Regions from separate parts of the Homo sapiens genome. Here region 2 is linked to region 1. A link is a contact called in ENCODE Hi-C or POLR2A ChIA-PET data. All regions are on one chromosome and are shown on one strand. Each heading gives the region's core, a stretch centred on a gene start or an enhancer-like site at or near the end of the contact. The rest is flanking DNA. Distances are from core to core; before and after follow the strand shown.

Evidence for each region. A loop is a pair of places that touch in the nucleus more often than their neighbours do. ChIA-PET counts read pairs that join two places held with the same protein, here RNA polymerase II (POLR2A). Pooled maps may share reads with other maps.
Region 2: a map of endothelial cell of umbilical vein shows a loop between it and region 1 (11-fold over the local background). The contact joins the promoter of CIT here to the promoter of BICDL1 in region 1. A Hi-C loop is called at or near these places in 3 of 168 maps with a recorded cell type or tissue (CD8-positive, alpha-beta T cell, endothelial cell of umbilical vein and naive thymus-derived CD4-positive, alpha-beta T cell), 13 of 37 single-sample maps with no recorded cell type and 14 of 50 pooled maps. POLR2A ChIA-PET finds 5 or more read pairs at or near these places in 1 of 52 experiments (WTC11).

What each region holds. Positions count from the first base shown.
Region 1 is chr12:119,987,307-119,991,036 of GRCh38, forward strand. It overlaps BICDL1 (BICD family like cargo adaptor 1), which reads left to right and starts at 1,930. Exons shown (of 10, transcript NM_001367886.1): 1 at 1,930-2,991. The coding sequence starts at 2,563. RefSeq lists silencers at 1,478-1,537, 1,558-2,197, 2,478-2,567, 2,618-2,687, 2,698-2,907 and 1 more and enhancers at 1,601-2,574, 2,575-3,546.
Region 2 is chr12:119,875,429-119,879,356 of GRCh38, forward strand. CIT (citron rho-interacting serine/threonine kinase) reads right to left here and starts at 1,892. Exons shown (of 48, transcript NM_001206999.2): 1 at 1,821-1,892; 2 at 645-753. The coding sequence starts at 740. RefSeq lists an enhancer at 1,282-1,341 and a silencer at 1,572-1,651.

The sequences.
Region 1 (3,730 bases), core at 680-3,179:
TTATTCATTCTTTAACAAGAAGGGAAGCTTTGAAGAGGAAACTTTACTTTCTACATTGTCCAAGCTGGTCTTGAACTCCTGGGCTCAAGCAATCCTCCTGCCTCAGCCTCCCGAAGTGCTGAGATTATAGGCAGGAGCCACAGAGCCTGGCCCTGTTTGTTCTTGATGTGTCTCCAGACATATTAGGGAGAAATTTGTCCTTCTGTGATTCAAATAAGACAAAAGGAAGTGGCAATTGGATCTCACCTCTGGCCCACAATTCCAGCTCAAGGTGGGAGGTCATAATAAAAAGTGTTAGAACATTTCCTTGCTGGAATGGTAACATGGTCAACTGCAGAAATTTAGCTCTAAGATTGATGTGGGAATCCCTCAACTGTCTGTCTCCTTTCCAGTCAACAAGTGAACAATGCCAGCCCTGAGGCCCAGGAGCTTTTCAGATTCTGGCCTTCAGTCTAAGGGTAACGATGTTAAAACTTGAATATTGTTTAGGCTCTGAATTTAATAAGCGATAAAAACCATGAGAAACTATTTGACCCATTTCAGCCTCTTGATGTTCTGAAATTTCCATCTCACTGGGATGAAAAGAAGAAAGGCATGATCCAAGTAAAAAATGGGTTGTCTGTCCAAGAGGAAAAGGAAGCATAGGGACGAATTCTAGCTTTAGATGGGATTGTTTCTGGAAATAGGAGACACGTAGCACCACCAACGAGGTCAACACCAAGGAATGACTGCAAGTCACCCAGTAGGCTCTCCAAACCTTCCTTTAATCATTGAGGAAATGTTCCTTCCATATCCACCCAATCCATCTTGGTCACAAAGGACCATTTATCTTCCTCAAGACTGCTTCTATGTGAAGAAAATAAAGAATAATGATTCACGTGATCCCTGGCGTCGGCCTGGCTAGATCTCAATCCTGACTCTACCAGTTGTAATGACCTGGGCAGACGATGCCATCTCTCAGGCTTTAATTTCCTTCTCTGTTAAAATGACAAGCGGCAGTACTGATTTTATAAAGTTCTTGTGAGGATTATCTAAAATAATGACTATCAAGCACTTAATACAGGACATGGCACACACTGAGTGCCGAATAAACGGTAGTTATTATTAGGGAGGTTCTTTGCTTCGTATTCCCATCTGTGAGCAGTTTTTTCCGTTATTTCTCCGCAGAAACCCTTTCTCTCCGGGCTGCTGATCTGCGAAGCATCTGGTCCTTCATATCCCTGAGTCATCAGCATGAAGATGCCTGGTTTCCGAAGTCCTCCCTCCTCCTACTGCTCTCTAGGGCTCCCTCTCCTGACTGCTTAGTTCTCCTGGGGGCCCAGACCTAAATTTCGTGAGGGTATGTCTTTCTCGGGGCCGGGTCACCAGTCTTGGAGGAATGTCCTCAGTCCCCTTTGCCCCAGACACCACCAGAGATGCGGCAACAGAACTCTGAGGCGCGCCCCGGCTTCCAAGTAGCTGGGGGCGGGGCCGCGCCTGGAGGTGAGCAGCAGGCGGTGGGCGGGGCCGCGCTCCGTCCGAGGTGAGAGCGAGGCCGGGTGCGAGGCCACACCCCGAGGTACGAGAGCTGAGGGCGTGGCCACACCCCAGCTCTGAGCGAGGCTGAGGGCGGAACCGCACCCCGAAGTGGGTGCAAGGCTGGGGGCGTGGCCGCGCGGTGAGGCAGCCAGGACCGTGAGGGATGCGCCAGCCGCCTCCGCAGGCGGCGCGCGCAGCCGCCCGCAGGGCGTGAGGCAGAGCAGGGGTTAAGGCCGCCGGCGCCACCTGGGCGTCGCTGAGGAGACCCGCGAGCCGGCGAATCCCGCGCGGGCGGGGCGAACAGGTGCCCGCGCGCGTCAGGCGCCGGCAAGGGGCGGGGCGAGGGGACGCGGCCGGAAGCCCGGGGCGGGGCGCTGCCGGCCCGGTGAGCCGGGAGGAGCCGGGGAAGGCAGGAAGGAGCTCGCCGGGTTGCGCGGCGCGCGATGTGGAGCCGCCGCCTCGGCCCCTGCAGCAGCAGCAGCCGCCGTCGCCGCCGCTGCTGCTGGGGCTGCCGCGGAGCCGGGGGTCATGGAGTGCGGCTGCAGAGAGCGGCCGCCGGCAACAGCAGCAGCAGCAGGAAGCGTCGCGGCGACAGCGGAGCGCAGCCCGCCCCGTGAGGCGCTGCCCGGCCGGCGGCGGCAGCAGCAGCAGCAGCGGCAGCGGCAACAGGGCGGCTGAGAACCCGGCGGCGGCGTTCCTCCTCGCTTCCTCCCCTCCCGCTTCGCCGACCCTCAGTCTCTGTTCCTGAGTCCTCCCTTCCCCAGCCTTCCCGTTCCCACCACCTACTCCGCCACTACCCCCACCCCCTCCTCCCGCGCGCGCCTGAGCAGCTGAGCCCGGGGGCGGGGGAGGGGGCGCGTGCCGCCGGCGCGGGGGAGGGGCGGGCCGGCGCGCGCCGCGCCCAGGGCTCGCGGGGACCCGGGGGCGCGTGCCGCGGCGCGAGGCGAGGCGCGGGACGCGGGGCGGCGCGGCAGGGCCCCTCCCCCCTGCAGCCTGGCGCGCGCGGGCCGGGCCGCACCGCTGCGGGCTCCGCGCGCGCGGGCCATGTCCGCTTTCTGCCTGGGCTTGGTCGGCCGCGCTTCAGCACCCGCCGAGCCGGACAGCGCCTGCTGCATGGAGCTGCCCGCCGCGGCCGGGGACGCAGTCCGGAGTCCCGCCGCCGCCGCCGCCCTCATCTTCCCCGGGGGCTCCGGGGAGCTAGAACTGGCGTTAGAGGAGGAGCTGGCGCTGCTGGCGGCCGGGGAGCGGCCGTCCGACCCCGGGGAACACCCTCAGGCCGAGCCTGGGTCTCTGGCCGAGGGGGCCGGACCGCAGCCGCCGCCCTCCCAGGACCCCGAGCTGCTGTCGGTGATCCGACAGAAGGAGAAGGATCTGGTGTTGGCGGCCCGGCTGGGTAAGGCGCTGCTCGAGAGGAACCAGGACATGAGCCGGCAGTACGAGCAGATGCATAAGGAGCTGACAGACAAGCTCGAGGTGAGGACCTCCCTCCAGGGATGGGTGGGGAGCAGGGGCCGCCCAGGCACGCGCCCGGCCCTGGGCAGTTAGGGAACCACTCACCCCCACTTCGTTGCTCACCCTACCTCGCAGAAAATCTGGAATGAATGGGGGAGGGAGGATGGAGGATTATCAGATTTCGTTGAACCCACTTGACTTCCCCACCCCGCTCACAGCAAATGGGTCCATGCGTGGCTCCAGCCGCTGTGGGCCGTTCTATATACGTACTGTACCCAGCATCTAAAATAGAGCTTACAGTATGACTATATAGCACTGAGGTGATGTCTGCATACAGAGAAATGAGGAAGTCGGGAAGCATTTAAAATATGTTGCAGGTTTTCAGAGCAGTTAATCTCTAATCAGGGTGTTAGCCTAAAGCCTTCCAGTTTGGGCGTTAAGGCCTTTAGATGCCCTTGTCTTAACTTCCTGGCAGCTCAGAGTTGTGGGAAACAAGTGCCCCTAAAGGAGCTTTATATAGCCTTCAAATGCTCAGGGATTAGGAAATGTGGTTCCATTGCAGAAATCAGGCGAGCCAGGGCTCAACATGTGACCGCTGGTAGTGGATTTAATTTGGGCCTCAGTATTTATGTGTATTTAAACAGTACTTTTCTGTGTTCTGGGTCTCAGGCTTGCAATTGAATGACCAAATGCAACCTATGAGAACCATATTACTTTAACTTCTGTTATAAAATACCTGTTAAGGTATCCGTAATATTTC
Region 2 (3,928 bases), core at 642-3,141, 110 kb before region 1:
AAAGAATCAGTGCATATAAAACTCTAAATAGAGGGCCAGGTGCAGTGGCTCACACCTATAACCCCAGTGCTTTGGGAGGCCAAGGCAAGAGGCTCACTTGAAGTCAGGTGTTCTATATCAGCCTGGGCAACACAGTGAGACCCCATCCCTACAAAAAATTAAAAAATTAGCCAGGCATGGTGGCACAGGCCTAGAGTCGACAGAAGACCTTGTTTCAAACAAAACAAAACAGAATTTCCCCTAAAATATTATCCCTGGTCCTATAATAAAAGCAAGCTGGGCACGGTTCATGCCTGTAATCCCAGCACTTTAGGAGGCCAAGGCAGGTGGATCACTTGAGGTCAGGAGTTCGACCCTAGCCTGGCCAACATGGTGAAACCCCGTCTCTACTAAAAAGAAAAATACAAAATTTAGCCGGGTGTGGTGGCAGGCGGCTGTAGTCCCAGCTACTCTGGAGGCTGAGGCAGGAGAATCGCTTGAACCCAGGAGGCGGAGGTTGCAGTGAGCTGAGATTGCACCACTGTACTCCAGCCTGAGAGACTGAGACTCTAAATAAATAAACAAATAAATAAAAGCAAAGGTGAGTGACAAGGAGATTCCAAGGACACACACAGGTGAGCAAAGTTGGCAGGGTAGGCTGTTACCTGGAAGAACAGATTCAGCCTGGAGGCCCGGCTGGCAATGGGTTCAGCAGCACCAGCATCCAAAGGATTCCGCGCTCCATATTTGAACTTCAACATCTCCCCACTGGCGCTGAAAGGATATCAGAAAAGTCAAGTGTGTCCTATGTTTTGAGCAGGAAGGGCCTGAGAGATCCTGATCTCCCTCAAGATATCAGGGACAAGGAGGTGAAAATCAGCTACCACTCCAGTTTTAGGAAGCTCAGTCTAATCATGGAGATTAAACACCAGATTTTAACTCACTGTGACAGGAGATGATACACTTATCTGACATACTCTCTTACTTATAAATGTGTTTATTATCTCCCCCCTTAGAATGGAAGCTCCACAAGGGCAGAGATGTTTGCCCCCATGCAGTGGGGGCACACATAGCCTGGCACACAAATAGGTGCGAATAGTTATTAAATGAATGACTGAAATAAGCAAAATATATAGCTTGTTGTAAGGTGTTAAGTGCTATGGGGTAAAAACAAAATCGAGCAAGAAAAGGACAATGGGGGTGAGATGGTGCAATTTTTAGTGTGGTCAAATAAGACTTCACTGAGAAGCCACCATTTGACCCAAGACTTGAAGACCTGAAGCGAATGACCAGCAAGCCATGTTGATATCTGGGGAAAGAAAGACATCCGTGGCAAACGAAACAGCCAAGCCAAAAGCACTGAGGCAGGACCTGGCCTCTCCAGCAACAGCGAGGCCAGACGGACTGGAGCAGAGCGAAAGAGGCGGGGGCATCATGAGGTGATGGGGTGGGCACGGGGTATGAATACGCTGAAACAGAGAGGTTAAGTAAATGGCTAAGTTCACGCAGATAATAAGGAACCGGCCGACTACACTGGGCAGAATAATGCAGTTAGTGCTGACAGGAGGCAGAGCTGAAGAGACAAAGCACTCCGCCTGGTTTAGGGGAGGAGCAAGCCTCCTGCCCCAGCACCACTCGGCTGACCCCTCGGCTCCCAAGGAAGGTGGGCGCGCGCACAGCTAGCCCCGGAAGACCCTCCAGGCCTCCCGCAGCCCTGGGGGTGGAATCGCCGCCCTCCCCGGGGCGGGAGGGAAACCCGGGACTTGTATGGGTGGAGGCGGCCCTCCCCTGGCCTTGCAGAGCCGGGTGCGGTAGAATTGGGTCTGGGGGATCAGACTCACGCTCTGCGAACCCCCAGGTCTGCGATCTGTTCCGCCCCGCGCCTCCCGCCGCCGCGTTTGAACCCGAGGAACGGCGCGGGCGGGTCTCAGCCGTGTTTGGACCAATCAGCGTCTCCGCTCCTATGATAGACATGGGCGTCTCAGCCAGGCCCCGCCCATGTCCCTAAAGGCATGGAGGAAAGTGAAGGGGAGAGCCAATCAAATTGCATCTTCCTTTGACTCGCGACCAACGGGAAAAAGGGAAGGGCAAAATCAGCAGGGCAGGTCTTGGAAGTTTGAAATTGGCGGTTACGCAGGATGCTGCGTTTGAGGACGCGACTGTTAATCTAGGATCCCTGAGGAGGTCGCCAGGGCGCTGTCCCCTGCTCTCGGCCACCTGCAAGGAGGAAGGCAGCCAGGCTGCTCTGCCTGGTCTTCTTTCTCTCTCATGTGGCTAAGGTAGAAGTACTTGTTACCTGGGGAAGCCCAGTGGTCCTCTGCTACAGCTGAGGCAGCGAATGTTTTGAGCTTGACTTCAACCTACCTTGATTACTCTATCTCCGGGCTGACTGCCCTGCAAGGAGTTGGTGACAGTCATTGAGACTGTCTGAAAGGACACTTTAAAATAAATTATAGACGAGATACTTAAACAGGCACTTCACCAAAAAGGAAATCCAGATGACCAACAAATGTGTGAAAGTTGTCAACCTCGTTCATAATCAGAAAATATGAAAAATAAAGTCACAGTGAGAAAGAATAACACTCAAATTCGAGAACAACAACAACAAAAGGATGTGACAGTGTTTGCGAAGATGTGGAAGTACACACACTTATACAGTACCCGTAGGCGTGTAAATGGATACAATCTCTTTGAAATTTGAAAAAAAAGTTTGGCATTATTTGCTAACATTGAAGATTTGTGCATTCTATGACTATTGCTAGGTGTAGTTTCTCTACCTAAGAAAAACTCCTATTTATTTATTTATTTTGAGATGGAGTCTTGCTCTGTCTCCCAGGCTGGAGTGCAATGGCACGATCTCGCCTCACTGCAACCTCCACCTCCCAGGTTCAAGCTATTCTCTTGTCTCATCCTCCCAAGTAACTGGGATTACAGGTGCATGCCACCATGCCCAATTGTTTGTATTTTTAGTAGAGATGGGGTTTCACCGTGTTGTCCAGGCTGGTCTTGAACTCCTGACCTCGAGTGATCTGCCCACCTCGGCCTCCCAAAGTGCTGAGATTACAGGCCCTGAGCCACCACGCCGGCGAGAAACTCCTACTTATGTACACCAAGAGATGTGTATAAGAATACAAAATAGTGTTCGCAAAAAACTGGAAGTGATATAAATGTCCATCAGCAGTAGAAAAGACAAAATTGTATATTGCAGTGTTTTCACAAGCAATGAAAAAGAATAAACTGCAACTAACCACAATGACATAATGAGTCTCAAAACAAGGCCTAATGAAGGAAGCAAGAAAATAACATATGATTCCATTATGATTCCATTCTTATAAGTTCCAAAACAGGACAAAACAAAGCAACATTGTTTAAGGAGGGATGTATTAGGTTGATGCAAATCATTGCAGTTTTTGTCATTGTTTAAAGTAATGACAAAACCATAAAGAAAGCAACAGCCAGAATAGTAGTTACCTGGGGTTGGGATGGAGGCCTTTCAGGGTGTTGGGGTGCTGCTGTGATCTATTTCTTAACCTAGGTAGCAACAATATGGATGTGGTTTCATAATGATTAAATTGTGTGTATATGTGTGCACGCATGTGTGTGTGTGTATGTTCTATTTATATATGTAAAGTCCTTTTTGTACTCTCCTAATTCTACAGTAGACAGAACTGGAGATGTGTTCTCTCTCTCACACACACACACACACACACGCACACCAGCACATAATTAGAGCTACAGGCTTGCTTAATACACATTTGTTCTTTTTTCCTTCCCCAAACATAACTTACTTCTTGTTCCCGGGGCCAATAATGGATAGCTACTATTTATCAAGCACCTCTTTTTTTTTCTTTTTTCTTAGACAGAATCTCACTCCGTCACCCAAGCTGGAGTTCAGTGGCACAATCACGGCTTACTGCAGCTTCCACCTCTCCAGGCTCAAGTGATCATC